Linked DNA regions of Mus musculus: regions 2 and 3 are each linked to region 1. Evidence: chromatin loops called from intact Hi-C (ENCODE). Cell type or tissue: heart. All regions are shown on one strand. Each heading gives the region's core, and the rest is flanking DNA. Links, peaks and the distances in the headings are about the cores only.

What was found. A loop is a pair of places that touch in the nucleus more often than their neighbours do. Peaks named below come from ENCODE experiments on the same cell type or tissue, not always from the same donor. Only the 100,000 strongest peaks of a DNase experiment are listed, where the experiment ranks them.
Region 2: a loop joins it to region 1, with 1.9 times the contacts of the local background. A loop is called at or near these places in 3 of 42 quality-filtered maps.
Region 3: it touches region 1 in a loop (1.8-fold over the local background); 3 of 42 quality-filtered maps call a loop at or near these places.

Annotation. Positions count from the first base shown.
Region 1 is chr14:76,697,969-76,703,078 of GRCm38, reverse strand. No RefSeq gene overlaps it. Among named protein-coding and RNA genes, the nearest start is that of 1700105F02Rik, 23 kb to the right of the region's middle. In heart, for the core only: CTCF peaks have their summits at 1,971 and 2,173; no DNase peak of the experiment used is centred there; H3K27ac peaks cover 1,641 bases.
Region 2 is chr14:76,608,170-76,613,279 of GRCm38, reverse strand. No RefSeq gene overlaps it. Among named protein-coding and RNA genes, the nearest start is that of Serp2, 54 kb to the right of the region's middle. In heart, for the core only: no CTCF peak of the experiment used is centred there; a DNase peak (open chromatin) is centred at 2,659; H3K27ac peaks cover 2,075 bases.
Region 3 is chr14:76,628,704-76,633,813 of GRCm38, reverse strand. No RefSeq gene overlaps it. Among named protein-coding and RNA genes, the nearest start is that of 1700108F19Rik, 46 kb to the left of the region's middle. In heart, for the core only: no CTCF peak of the experiment used is centred there; DNase peaks (open chromatin) are centred at 2,423 and 3,113; H3K27ac peaks cover 1,584 bases.

The DNA of each region.
Region 1 (5,110 bases), core at 1,131-3,630:
TTCTCTATGCTGCCAATACTAAAGGCTATTACTATGAAAAGCGCTAACTTAGGAGTAAGAGTCAGCTCTAATCAATCATCCTCACCAGGGTCCGTGAGAGTATTTCTCTCTTGCCTCTCTCCACCTCTCACACTTCATTACAGACACTGGCTTGCCAGTTTCTCTGGGTGTCTGGGACTCTACAGTTACTCAGATGTTTGACAGCTTTATCCTCCCCTCCTATGTAGACCCAGTGTCCTCTTCCCACATTCTTGACATCACATTCTTGAAATTGCTGCCCCTTCCAATCCCCCTCCCTTCCCTGGTTTCTCGACCTCTGCAGCATAAGTCACACTCTGGCAAGCATACATTATTCTTTCTCCTCTCGTTGGCCGTTTGCCTCATCAACTATCATGGAAGCTCTGCGAGGAGAGAAGATGTGTCCATCTTGTCTGCCACCGTGTCCCCTGCTCTATGGCAATACGGCGGCGCGCACAGCTATCAGTAGCACAGTTGGTGCACAGTCATTGCAGCGATGCAGGAACAGAATACCAGGGCCCCAGAGGATGAGGAAATGAGCAGGAAACCTTGTCCCAGCTCAGGATATCAAGGGACACTCAGAAAAAAGGGAGGGAGGGAGGGAGGGAGGGAGGGAGGGAGGGAGGGAGGGAGGGAAGAAGGAATTGCCATAAAGGGACCTTAGAAACCAACCAACAAATCTCAGATTCAGTGGAGTGTTCTCTCCAGGAGCAGCACATGGAACTGCCAAAGCAATGGACACACCCGGAGGCCTGATGGAGAAGTTCCTTTTGTGTGGTTGCTTGTGTGCTCTGGCTTCTTGTTTTCACTTCCTTCACTTGCTTTTGAAAAGCCTCACAAACATGAAAACTAAACTTCTAATCTCTCCAGTCTTAAGCCAACTGCCTGACTGCTCCCTGAGACTCGATCTGGAACAGAGAGATGCCCTTGACACAGCAGGACTGACGGCAGCCTTGACTTTGATCATTCATCCATCTTTGTTATATTTTATAGATTAATTTTTCTGTTCCTTCCCACTAACAGCAGGCGAGCACCATGCTCGGTTTTCAAACGGGCACAGTAGCTGGTGTCTGCAACCACAGATTCAGAAACCAGATTCTGAAAGTTGAACTGAATCAAAAAGCAAAACTTGAATTTGTTGTATGCCAGGTTCTATGACAAATGCAACCTAATGAAGTGATGTGTGGGCAGGCACTGTGTCGGGAATGGTACGTAGTCAAGAGATGATTTAGCAGCAAGGATTGTATAGATTACATACAGAGGCTGTGCTGCTGTATCTAAGAAGAGACTTGAGCATCATGCATTTTGGTATCTATAAAAGTCCAAGAATGTATCTCTCAATAAAGGGTAGGCTGTCGAGCCCATAGTCACATAAGCTTTGAAAACTTTGCAAAACCAGGATGCTCTGATTGTAATGGTGGTAAGACTCTCTTCCATTCCCACCCCACCCCCTCCTGCTTCCCACACCCTGGGCAGAGACTTTCTACAGTATTTTTGGAACAGTGCTGAGGTAAAGTTGAGTTGGCATATTTAGCTTGGGTTTAAGGGGATATATTTAGTTGGCTTTCAGTCACCTCTGAACATTGATAAGTTACTGCTATTCATAGGCATTGCTTCTAGAAATACTCTAACTTAAGGGCCAACTCATGCAGCATCGTGATACAAAGGCACACAGTCTACCATGACATGTGTGCAATAGACAATTTGGCCCTGGGAATATATGGGGAATGAAAGATCACCTATATTTGAGGTCACCACAGTGGTAGATAGTCTGTGAGACTCCTCCCTTACCAATCATACAAAAATATAAGCCAGAATATCCATCATTCTGACTGTCTTAGTTAGGGTTTCTATTGCTATGAAGAGACACCATGGTCACAGCAACTCTCATAAAGAAAAGCATTTAATCAGGACTGGCTCATAGTTTAGAGGTTTAGTCCCCTGTCATCATGACAGGAAGCATAGCGGCCCCGCAGGCAGACACAGTGCTGGAGAGGGAGCTGAGAGTTCTACACACAGATCTGCAGGCAACAGGAAGAGAGGGTGATACTGGGACTGCCTTGGGTCCCCCAAACCCCAAAGCCCACCCACTTCTTTCAACAAGGCCACACCTCCCAATAGTGCCACTCCCTGTGAGCCTGTAGGGGGCCAATTTCAGTCAAACCACCACTTAGAAAATTTTGACACTTTGGACCACAAACCTAGAGGAGTTTTCTAAATAGCATACATGCCCTGCTGTGAACAACGAAGGGCTTATGGATCTCAACTGTTTAAACCTAAAAAGAAGTCATGATGTATCAATGAAAGGGTATATCACTTTTCTATCATTTTCCTCTTTAAAATTGTGATGCTTTAAAGAGACTAGCAAGGAGTAAATATTCAACACAGTGTATTATACTATAATGTATAATGGGAAGTTAACTAAAGTGGCTATTTTCTGGATTTTTGTCTTAAGTCATCCCAAAGGTCCATGTGAAAAAGTTGATCTCCAGATGAGGCAGAAGCCTGATGACAGGGCCATGAGATTAGGGCGTAGTAGAGCCTTTAGGAGGTGGGAGCTGGGGGTGTGTCCTTAGGAGACGCCAGGGAACCTCCCTCACATTCATTTCTTTGTGGTTCTTCTGTTCAGTCACATGCTCCCACCATGATATACTGTCTCACCACAGGACTAAGGCAACTGGATGCATTCATGCTGGAGTCAAACATCTGAAATGGTGTTTTACTAATAATTTCAAAAAAATTATTGCGATAGGAAGATGACTAACACAACATGTGGTTTGGGTTGCTGAGGAGAGTAATATGATGTGTAGACATGAGTAGAATACGTATGTGTAGATACTATCTAGTATATTTATATATTAGATAGTATATATATATATATATATATATATATATATGAAATACATAGACAGTATATGTATATACCAAATGAGTCCCACACAGAAAAAAAAGGAGGGGAAGAAAGTATCAGACTGCATTTGACATTTCTATCAACCCATCCCCCATTCTCCTCATCCCCCTTAAACATAGTCCCCAACAAATTATGCTCAACACTTATTCATATTGAAAATAAAGTGATTAAATTTCAGAGTTCACTCTAGATCAGAGTTGGTAATCTTTGATACTCTCCTTCCCCTGTCACTAAGGAGGGAAGCTTCTGGTGTTTTGTTGTCACTGCTTATTCTGTTTGTGCCATACTATATAGATTAGGCCTCAGATCGTGTACGTAACAGGTAATCAATCAACCAATCAATCAACCACTGAGATTCTTCTTGGTGGTGGTGGTTTTTTTGTTTTGTTTTGTTTTGGGGGGATTTTTTTTTTTTGAGGCAAGGCTTCACAAAGTTGCCTAGATCGGCATCAAACTTTATCCTTTTGAATTTGTTATCCTTCAGCCTTCTGCGTAGCTTAGAGAAGAGGCTGCAAGGCCTCCTCTTCTGAATGACTCTTGACCAAGCTGTTTCCTCAGGGAGCAAGCTGACATCTTCCGGGGGTTGCACATGCTGTTCCTAGGTTCTGAGGAGTGACACAGCCAGTTGTACCCAAGACCCTTGGTACAAAACCATGGTGTAAAGAGGTCTTTCCAGTAGTCCTGTGTCCTCCCTCCCTCCCTCCCTCCCTCCTTCCTTTTTTCCTTCCTTCTCCTTGAGTACGGTAAGAACCCAGGGAGCCTTGGACTTGGGCAAGATTACACCACCTTACATGCACTTACCCTTGAATAGCAAGCTACCCTGCGCAGCCTGTGCCACCTTCCATCCTCTATGGGGCTGTCCATACAGGCCCTCAAGGGCAGCCAGCTACAGACCCACCACTGACTGTGGTAACCATCCCATAGAAACAAAGCACAGTACAGTAAAGTCCTTCTCCATATGCTAAGCAAAGATGTAGTACACTAAGCGAAGCAGCCAGCAGATAATCATTTACTTCAGCCATGACCTTTGTGTTGAAGGTAATTAGAATGATTAAGCACCTGCTGGCTGAGGCGATGTTGAAACTGAAATTCTCTGGGCCTGACTCAAGGCTTTTCAACCTTATTCCCGTTCCTCTCAACCCTATGGGGAGAGCAGGGCTCCTGTCATAACAAACAGGGAAATCCCCATCTCAGGCCTCCTGCCTTGAAACCCTGCACCAGGCCAGTGTTTTCCTTTGTCATTGGAGGTTTGTTTACTTGCTGGGCAAAGAGAAGCCTGCAAGCATGTACTTGAACCCAGTGGAAGCAAAGCTGTAGGGATCAAATAGCACTGGGGGTGGGAGGAACCAAGGCCAAAGGCACCAGCAGAGTCTAATCCCAGAAAGTGGCTGCAGCTGTGCTCCAAGGCTGTCATCCTTTTCTTACTGGAACCCTTGGGATGTTGTTTATTTCCTATCTGGACTTACATGAGCGTGCCAGCCTAGGGTACTAACGTCACGGTGAGGTGAGCTGCCCTCCTTTCATCAATGTTGATTTTCATTTGGACTCCTCCATTTTTGGCAGGACATAGCTCTGCCAACGTTTTTTTGTCTTCTGACCACGGCCTTGAGAACTAACCCCCTCCACCGAGCTCCACCCCAGCTTATCCCCCAGCTTCCCGTGAGAAATCAGAGACTTAAAGATGATCAAGTTCACAGCGATGCTTAATTAAAACTGTTTCTCTTGAATGGACTGGAAGATCCTCTGAGGCCAACAGGAGAGGAGAAGGGAGTAATAGAACTGGGTAGTCTAAAATGTGCAGTGAAAGCTGAGATTTGCAGGCACAGTCACGCAGAAGGCTTGGATTGGCGTGTTTAGACACTGGGAGCCAAATTCTCCCCTTGACTGCACTCTGTGCCTCTTGTCCTTGAGCTAGCGTGGGGGACACACAGTTTCCACCTTTCCAGGATGCAGAAACACACGAGGTCCCCAAGAGATGGAGGCTCCGCCCTTATCGAGCAAGAGGAAGGCAGTGTTACCACAGGAAGCAATTAGTATGAGGCCCCGAATGGGAAGAGTTCCTGGAATCAGAGAGGTGAAGGAGGAAGAAGGAGAGAGGGAGCCAGTGTACTGTCCAGGGAGGCCTGGGAATCCCAAAAGGTCTCAAGTCCGTACTTCTTTTCAATTATTGTCAAAAACAAA
Region 2 (5,110 bases), core at 1,338-3,837, 90 kb after region 1:
CATAGGGTTAGATTCAGTTCATCTTAATTATTTCCTAAAGAGGCTCCATGCACAAATACAGCCACAATGGGCACGAAGGAGCCAGCACATGAACACGTGGGTCAGGGCACAAACACACACATACCCTTGATATGTGTGCTTTCTGCCTTTGTGGGAGGAAAGAGCCACACTTGTTTAGGTGCTTGAATCTTGCAATTTCCCAAAGCCTTACTGCTGCTATCAGAGGAGCCATTGGCAGTCGCTGGCTGCTGAGGTAGAGGCTCCCTTGGTCTGTTGCTCGTGCCTCAGTGGGAGGCTGCCCACTCACACTTAGGTAAGCAATGGTATTTGAACTTAAGCGGTTACTAATAACAATAAAATTAAGGATGAAAAGAAGGTTTGAAGCTGGACTCGGGAGATGGAGTTAGGGGAAGTAGAAGAAATTGGAGGGAGGTAGCAGTGAGCGGATAAGATAAACATACACTTCATAAATGTATGGAACTTTTTTTTGTTGTTTTGGTTTTTCGAGACAGGGTTTCTCTGTATAGCCCTGACTGTCCTGGAACTCACTCTGTAGACCAGGCTGGCCTCAAACTCAGAAATCCACCTGCCTCTGCCTCCGGAGTGCTGGGATTAAAGGTGTGTGCCACCACTGCCTGGCATGGAACTTTTAAAGAATAAAAATATTATTTTAAAGGCCCCCATTGTCTTTTCATTTAGTATAAATAAAGCTTAATAATAATGCAGAGAAGGCAAAGGGATAAAACAGCCTACAAGACAATCAGTGACAAAGACCCAACAGAGGCAAGGAGCAGTAGAAATTACACCATTTAGTTTAAACCTGGATGAGATCATGTATTTCCAATGAAACTCAAATTTTTTTCATTTTAATAATTGACCTCCCTGAGACTCCACATCTCTGGGTGTTTGTATTTTTATTAACAGCTGTATTAACAGGAAATGGGGGGAAGATTCCAGATAAGACTAGAGGTTCGGGAATAGAACACTTGACATCTGTAGCACATCAGCACCTTGTTCATTACCCTGTATTCCTTTCACCGAAGGTTAAGGACAGGAGGGAGAGGGAACTAAGCAGACTGCAGTTTACATCTCTGAGAACAAAGGCCTGTGCTTTCACTAAGAACACTGAAGATGCGTGCAACTAATAAATACTAGGCATCCTCCGTTGGTCAGGCACTGACCATTTCACAGTTGAGGAAACAGAAATGCAGGCAAATCAGGTATAAGAAGAAAAGCATGGCGGTGGTCTCTCTGGTGTCCATGAACACGGTGCTTTTGGGAAACAATCAGACTTCTGCAGTCCCAAGAAAAACACGTTCAGCAAGATCACTGGTCCTAGAGTTTCCCTCTTCTGGAAGCATCTCAGACAGAGAGAGAGAGACCCTTCTCCATCCTCTAACACCTGTATGTTGCATACTGTGCCAAGGGCTGGGGGGAGATGGCTCAGACAATAAAGGCCTGTCGCATAAGGATAAGGACCAGAGCTTGCAATATCAATACAAAAAGCAGCATGTCCACGCCAGGGAGTAGACAGGTGTGGCTCTAGGTCGCTCCTTGGCTAGCCTGCCTTGAATACATACGTTCCAGGTTCAGTGACAGGGAATGTAGAGAGTGGTAGGGGAAGTGGTCCAATGTTAGCCTCCAGCTCTACATACTACAGGCTTCTGCACACATGTGTACATACGCACATATATACATGCATGTGTGCACACATGCAGAGAGAGAGAACGCCAAGGATGGCTAAAGGAAGGGGCAAAGAGAAGATATATGGTTGGTCATGTGCTTGAAAGACAACCCCAAGGGTCTGTCCAAACCCACAGCCAGCCCAACTTCTGGACTTTGTGTGATGTGACATCCTTGTGAGATAGCAGATCTCCTAAGGCTGCTGTATGTACCACAAGTCTGTTCCTAGTTTCCTCTCATCAAAAGCATTCTGGGTTGTACGACGAAAAGGCAAAATGCAAACTCAACCTCATGTAATCACCAACACCTACACATCCCCAGAGTCCTCTTGCGGGAGGGGTGTCTCTAAGGGGTTGACTGTTCTGCCTGGTTGCCAAGGAACAGCCTCAGTGGCCCTCAGTCAGAGCTTTGGCTTCATTCCCGGCTCTGCCGTTAATTAGCTATGTGGGCATGGGCAAGTTCCTTCTTCTCTTTAGTCCTCATCTGAAAAATGGGGCCAATAATAGGACCTGCCACAAAGGGCTTTTAAGACAAGGCACTTCTGTGCAGCAGAGATAGGTGGTGGCTCTGGGTTCACAAAAGGGCCTCTGAAGTACTTTATTTATATGTTTATCTCTCTATTTATTTATCTTGATTTTTGCTCCTGTCTGAACTTTTTGTCTCTTTTGTGTCTTTGTTTATTTGGTTGTTTTGGTTTGGCAGTATTAGGAATCACATGCTAGGCAATCTCTCTCTCTCTCTCTCTCTCTCTCTCTCTCTCTCTCTCTCTCTCTCTCCAGTTCAGCATTTTTAATTAGTTAGCTATCCTCATCCATCTCAAAGAGGAAGCATTCAAGTGTTACTCACGGTGTCCCTGCTATTTTTAGAAGTGTTTCCCACAGGTCCATCTGCTAGAGGCTTGGTTGCAAACTGTGAGGCCACTGGGAAGTGACAGAACCTTTAGGGGTGGGGCAGAGTGGAAAGAAGGGAGGCTTCTGGGACGTCACTAAAAGGACTATTATTAGTTCTTCCCGCTCCTCCTGTGCCCACTGTGAAGCCAGCAGCCTACCATGAGTCCTCCCTCGACAACTATGCTACCACAGACAAAGGCAGCCAAGCCAGGTGACTCTGAACTGAAACTAGAGCCCGAGCAAACCTCACTCCTCCTCTCTGGCCGAACCCCCCCCCCCCCATTTGTAAGTGGCAGAAAGCCAATTAACACAATCAGACTTTCTGTTAAACTATTTCTCCTTCCATACCACCCCTCATATGCAATATCTGAACAAACATGCTCCTTTGCTTAGCTTTACATGATAGCACATTCCCTAATATGTGTACATGTTCTTTATAATTATTTGATTTAATAGTTTTATAAGACTAGACTAGTATAATTTACTACTAACCACTGTCCTACAATTAATAAAAAGATAGGATCTCTCTCTATGTAGACCAGGCTATCCTTAGAATCGCAAGTGTCTGTCTCTGCCTCTTGCATGGAGTGATGGGATTAATGGAGTAAACTGTCACACACTGTTTCCATGAGAAGAGAATTCCTTGAGGTACAATTACTGGGTGTGAGGATATGAATCATTTTGTTGTCTCCTGCTAAGTAATTCTTCCCAAAAGGAACACTACAGTTTGTAACCAGAGATGGTATCTTGGCCACACAAGGCTAAATGTCAGCTTTTCCAAATAGGTACCTGGCTTGAAATATCACATGAATTTTTGTACTTTAGAGAAGTCAGTGTTTCGATTGCCTTGCCCTGGGTTTCAAGTTTTATAAATCAGGTTCTTCTTTCTTCCCTCAAAAGCCCCGCTTTGTAGCAGTCACTTTTATTCTTTGTTGACCCCAGATTTTTTATATGCCTGTCTGGTTTGATCTCCTCCATCTTACTTCTTGAACTAGATTGGATCTCTATATATAGACCCCACCACCACCACCACCAAGAGTTCATAATTAACTCAAGGATTCTATCTTAAATGGATGGTGAAGCCCAGCTTCACATTCTCTTTGAGAGCCACAGTGCTGTTTGGGAGTGAAGAGGAGAAATTCCTGTATCCAGATAGAATAAAAAGCAGCCGCTGACCACTTCAGGGAAAACTCAGGCACGAACGTGGAAGAAGTAAGAAAACTCTGCCCAATTGAAAGTTTCATGGCTTGCATCGGTCTCCCATCCAGCAAAAATCTGCCCTTCCTTCCCTTAGAGCAGGGAAAGTGGACTTAGCCACACCACAAAGAATTCCTTGGGAGTAGAGAAAAACCCTACATTTTTTTTCCAGTGCTAAGCTCAAGGGCAGATAGATAGATGCCTTCAAGTCATGAATAAGGCGGCAAACACAGCCTTGGATGCTCTCAAAGGGACTTGGCTTAGCTTTTTGTGAGGTCTTTATCTTTTTCTATCTCGTGTTTCTAACACGACCATCACTCAGATTCAGGTAGAGACGGTGCAACACAAGGCACCGTACCCAGTGCTGGGTGGCTATTCAAGGAGCATGGAGCAAGTTTATGCTCATTTTTAAAACCCTGGTTATTGCAGATATAAAATATAAAAACACAACATTGAGAAACATCCCAGTGGAATTTCAAGTCTGTCTAGAGATCGCCACATGCCCCAGGTTAAGAAACACATCGAGTTTAAGACTCAGCAAATGCTTTAAGTGATAGCCCAGATAGGAAATATATCAGCCCTTGAGGACAACGTAGTCTTTACTCCAGCGAGGCTGCTCTGTTCGCCTGAAAGCAGCCAAGACAGCAAGTTCACAAACAGTTGAGATTATAGATGTTGTATTGACAACAGACATCATGTGTGGCCCCAAACCATCCATTTCATCAGCCCCAGATCTGGCATGTGAAGTTGTGAAGAAAAGCTACCCTGTCAGTGGGTGTTCTGCTCGCCTGCAGTTTGTCTTTGGTTCACATCATCGCTGTCTGTCTGTCTGTCTGTCCTGCTGCTACAGGTTTATGAGGAGGATAGGATTTCTTTCAAACATTTGATTTTGAGCTCAGCCAGACAAGTAAGATGGGTTTTGGTCTTTAACCCACTGTGTGTCTGCTAACTATGACCCAAGACCCCCCCCCCACTTTGGTGATGTAGAATGAGTTTGTTAGAAAATAAATATTAAATCATAGCAAGTAATATGAATCCATTTTGCAGACCTTTGAAGAACAATCACGATGTGGGCAGAGTCTTTAGCTTTCCCAGGCGTCACAGAGACGTGAAAATGGAACATCTCTGATTAACACAGGGCCCTCTAGGCCTGGAACTGATTATTGATGCTGCCAACATTTTGGTATTAAAATAAATTGATGCTGCGGAACTTTGCTTGGGCGAGTTGTTTAATTTCTCTAAGATTCAATTTCCTTTACCGCAAAGTTAAGAGATTTGCGTTAGACGAACTGAATCACAGAAGTTCTAAAGCTTTGGAAGCTTTGAACACGAACAAAAAA
Region 3 (5,110 bases), core at 1,038-3,537, 69 kb after region 1:
GTCCTGGAGGCTGTCACAATTCTTGTTCGAATATTAGCCCAGGATACAACTTTGACACCTTTTCTGTTTTGATTCTGTCTTTTCACTTGAGATTTGCTCCACGCCTTTGAGACAGACAGAAAGAACGCTACAACCAGAGCATCCTTGTCAAGAAGGGCTTTGCGTTCCTATATGCTCTATCTAGCCTCCTGGAGTGTCTCTGACACACAGAGGGACAACGTTCTAGAAGAGGTCAAGTTAGAGTGAGGAGGAAGCAACACAGAACAAGCAATGGAGAGGGAACTGAACTGCTAGGTTAGGAAAGTATCAAGTGAGCCTGCGCTAACCGCAGCTCCCAGTCCCACAAGCTCTCCTTCCTGAGTCAGCTAGTTCACCAATCTCGTATTCCCTCCTCTGGTCTACAGAAAGCAACTAATAATAAACATACTGTTGATAAATAATACAAACGTCAGGCAGACCGAGCAGCACTTGGCAGGCAAGCACAGAGGTACTCAAGAGCTCAGTGACCCAGATCCTCAGAGCTCATGCAGCAGACACAAAACAAAACCATTTACATGTCTGAAGTTCATTCAGAATTCTCTCCATTAACAAAGCACCTAACAGGACCTAACCCCCACCATGGGAAGTAATCACTTACGTATCATATTTCAACATGATTGACTGTTCTCAACAACAGAAAGGGATGTCATGAGGATTGAACACACAGATTCTATCGCCCTCCACGCTGTTCTGGTGTTCCATTCAAATCCAGATCTGTCCCCGTTGAATTCAGTAGTAGGCTTGCTTCACTGCATGGTCAAGTAGATCCAAATCCAAGACGAACTGGTCCAAAACAGAAGTGATGCTTAACGCCCCCGCACCAGCAGCAGCAGCAGTATGTGAGAGCCTTGCCTGCCTTCTACACTTCCCAGTATTCACTATGGCAAATCTTCCCCATCTCAGCTGTGATCCCCTTACAGTTTGTTGGTGGTATTGTTTTAGAGACTGGTCTCACTTCCTAGAATCTGAGCCCCAGCAGTTCCTCCTTGTAAGTTACTCCTATCTATTTTTCAATATCAATGGGAACCTACCTGGACTTTTCTTTAAGGTCAAATCTAGTTGTCTGCATTTCATCTAGGCTGGGCCCCACAGTTACCTGGCAACAGCCAAGCCTGCCTGACTCACTAAAAAGGGGGCTGTTTGCCCCCTCCTCTCTCTCTCTCTCTCTCTCTTCTCCTCTTGCTCCTGCGCCTTACCCCCTCTCTTCCCATTCTCCTTCCCCCCCCCCCCCAAGTGCTCATGGCCAGCCTCTACTTCTCTACTCCCTGACCGCCCCCCTTCTCTATCTCTACTCTCTCAATTCCCCTCCCCATGCCCTGAATAAACTCTAATCTATACTATACCATCATGTGGCTGGTAACCCCGGTGGGAAGGAGGGCTTGGGGGAGCGGGATTCCTCAGCATGGGTCCACAGAGGCACTCCCTCCCCCCCACACCTCCACTTCTTCTTCCTTATCTTTTTATAAAACACAACACTAGTAGCATCCTATATACACCTCTGCTCGGGTCTTTTCACATCGTGGTATCCATGTGAATATTTTTGTCTATTCCCCTTTAACACCATAGCCTGCCTTATTATGTTCTCAGTTCCTAACACAGCACTTGGTAAATGTTGCTTAGTAAGCATTTCATCTCTGAATGAGTGCATGCCGTGAAGGTCAAGTGAGAAATCTGAGAAGAATTCTGTGAGGAGCCAATACGAGCATAGGCGAGCGTTTGATTTGGCTCTGTGGTATGGTTGCATGGCCAAGCCTATGCCCTCTGTGAACCTCCACCTCTACCCCAGGCCACGGCCAGCAGACCTTTGCCAGTCCTTACACTGCAATCCAAAAACCAAGCTTCCAAGATGATGTGCACAAGAGGCAATCAAGAGAGGTTGGACCCAGTGAGACCAGTGCTGAATGACAGTAGCAGCTGCCTGGTAGCAGGTGCCATATGTAACTAACTCTTCACCCCTCCAGCACATTTCCCCTTTAAAGAAAACAGTCATTAACTGGATGGTGTAACTGGATGGAGCAACCGCATGCTCATCACCAAGCACACCTGTCTCCTTAGAATACGCTCTTGGCTCTGAAGCTTCTGACAAGGAAAGGTGACTGCCTTTTTACTCAGGCCAGACTCGGAGTAGCTCTGCCCTCACAGAGACTCCCTGAGGTCCTTCTTTGATGACACAGAGTTAAGGACTAGGGTTTTCATGGCTGTGAACCACCCTTCTCCCCCTAGTGAGAGCTCTCAGAAGAAACCTCCTTTCTTGTCAGCACCTCATCGCTTCACCAACTATGTATGTCTTTCCAGTTTCCAGTCAGCCTTGTCAACACCACCTCCAGCTTGCATGTCCCCTGGGCAGAGAATGGCAGCTTGCCTAGATGTCCCTTTGAGGAAAGAAAGGAAGGAAGGCATTTCCCACCACATGATTCCCTGCCCTTCACCTGCCTTTGTTTTGGAAGTCTTTCCTCCTCCAGATGCCACAGCCAGCATTGAAGCGTCCAGCAACTGATCCACCCATTGGCCTTCGTTTCGAAGTCACTGTCTGGCAAAGTCAGACCACAGTGAGGAGCTGTCAAGTCCATACTCAGGGCAAATGGGGGAACTCCCACAGTGGGTTTGGAGAAAGTTGAGGAGAGGCTAGAATAGTGTCAGGCATTTAATGTTGTAAGGGAAAACTCCTTTGTTTACTCATTTGTTCTTACAATCTGGATAGACCCATGGCCTCTTGGGAAATCACCACGGCTGGTCTCTCTAAAGTGAACCCAGGGCTACAGCTCTATCAGAGACTCCAAGTCTCTTGCCACCAAGCCCTACCTGCCCCAGAGACCCGTGCTCTGCATGCACTCAGACCCACAGAGAGCTTAAAGGAAGGTTCTTTTGGTAGAGAGCCAAGCAATAGAAAGGCCCCTTTCCCCAATGGCCCTCTCCTCTGCAGAGTCTGAGCGGTGTGCACTGACAGGCTCCCATCTGTGAGTGAAGAGAAAGGGCTAGGGGTGCTTGCTCGTGTTTTCCTAAAGATACCCAGTGATCCTAAAATGTATACCTGAGGCCAACTGGGAAGTGCTATTTTAACAAAGCACAGCTTAGGAAACAGTCTGCACGTGTCCTGTGACGAGCCAGCCCCAGAGAGGTTCCTGGCAGCATCTTATGGGTGACTAAGAGTGGAGTTAAGATCAGTAGGGTTTTCCAAACACAAGCCTCTCTCAGAGAGACTGATGTTTCTCACCTGCTCACCACAGCTTGCTTCAGTATGCTCCTGCCTCCCGTGATCTGAGAGGTGTGTTTTGCTGGACATACAGTGGAGCTCTTAAGATGTTCATAGATGTTATTGTCTAATCTCAGCTTGCTCCAGTTAGTCTCTCGACATAACTCTTAAACACAGGACAAGAGAGGCATGTGCCATACACGACAGGAAATGCACCCGTTCATTCCAGCAGCCTCTAGGGCGGAGCTCTGCTCTCCGGATGATGCAATTGGGGAATACCAGATGACTAAGGTCGGCTAGGGCAGATGTGAAAACAGATAATTAAAATAACACCAGCCAAATGCTGAGTAAGGTTTGTGCTGACAGCTGGGAGAAACGCAAAGAGGACATAATGAGTTTTGCCAGAGGGGGTCAAGGTGAGTTGCATAGGGGACAACCTCTGAACTGCTTCTTACCAGGTGAGCTAGCATGCGCATGAGAAAAGGAAAGGGGACAGATGTATACAAAGGCACGCAGGCCTGAGATCCTCTGACATGATTGCAGCGCCTGAGGTCCTTGTAAGTGGGAAGAACTGGAGCCGATGTGAGAGGTACTCTAGGCTGAGGGTCAGACATGAAGGCACACCAGAGGATCTGTGATAAATTCTTTAGTTAATGGGAAAACCATGGAGGGTATCAAGCACGGCTAGGATTTATCAGGTGTTAGAGAGACAAATTCAGCCACCAGCAAAACGAGGCATGAAAGCAAGAGGTCAGAAGTTGGTATCAAGGGCCAAATAAAAGATAATGGAATCCTGAAAAGATCTCTGTGACAAAATATCCGAGCTAACTTTTGTAAAGGAAGGAGATGATATCTTGGCTTACAGTTTCAAGACCCACCATCAATGGCTGTTGGCTCCATGAGGTTGAGCCAAGGGTAAAGAGCCAAAGTATCATGGTGGAAACATCATGGTGGAGCACATGATGTAATCAGAGCTGCTCCCTTCACAGCAGCCAGGAAGCAAAGATGGAGTGTAGTGAGAACCAGGGCTGCCATATACTTTTCAAGGGCATCCTCCTTAACCAACTCTCTCCCAGCAGGCCCGTCTCCTCATGTTCCACTGCATCCCAATAGCATCGCCATCTGGGAATCTTTGTGGGACATTTAAGGCCAAACTCAAACAGAGAACCAAGCATGAAGTCTTTAGAAAATGGTGTCGTTAACACTTAGTGGCTAATTAGATTTGAAGAATGAAGTAGGTTGTCAAGAGTGATTCTACAATTTTTAACTTGGCTAATGGAGTCAACGGTGATGATGATGATGATAACTAAGTTAGGGTGTAAATTACCCAAGTAGGCAAAAGGCCAGAGACTGAGATATCAAGCCTTGCACATCTGAAATGTTTTCAGTCCGCGGTAGGATGCTAAATGACCTAACAGAAGACGGTTTCATTTAGTCACAATTTCTCAATCAATTGCTTTATACTTAAGATGCCTCTGTTATTGTGGCTAGTATTAGATACTGTCCTCTAAGAAAACTGCAGAAGGGACCTTTTACCAGGGGACTATTGTTTTCCATACCTCCCGAGTTCCTGGGGCCTACAAGGTTGTGGGAATTCCTGCTGCAGTGGATGCTCAAGGTTAATGATCCTACAAATGCCCAGAATGGGCAGGGATCCTCCCATGAAGGCCCAGGGAAGCTCAGGTGACGACACTGCGTGCGGTTGTCACTTTGACAGATTTAAGAAGTAGAGGTGAGGACAAGCTGCTCTAAGAAAGCCTTGTGTCACCTGAACCCTGTGCCCAGGGAAGCTCAGAGCTGTTTGGCCTCTTCTTCCTTGTCCTCCAATCTGAGCAGCTCCAAAGCTGGAGCGATGATTGTCACTTTGTATAATCAGCC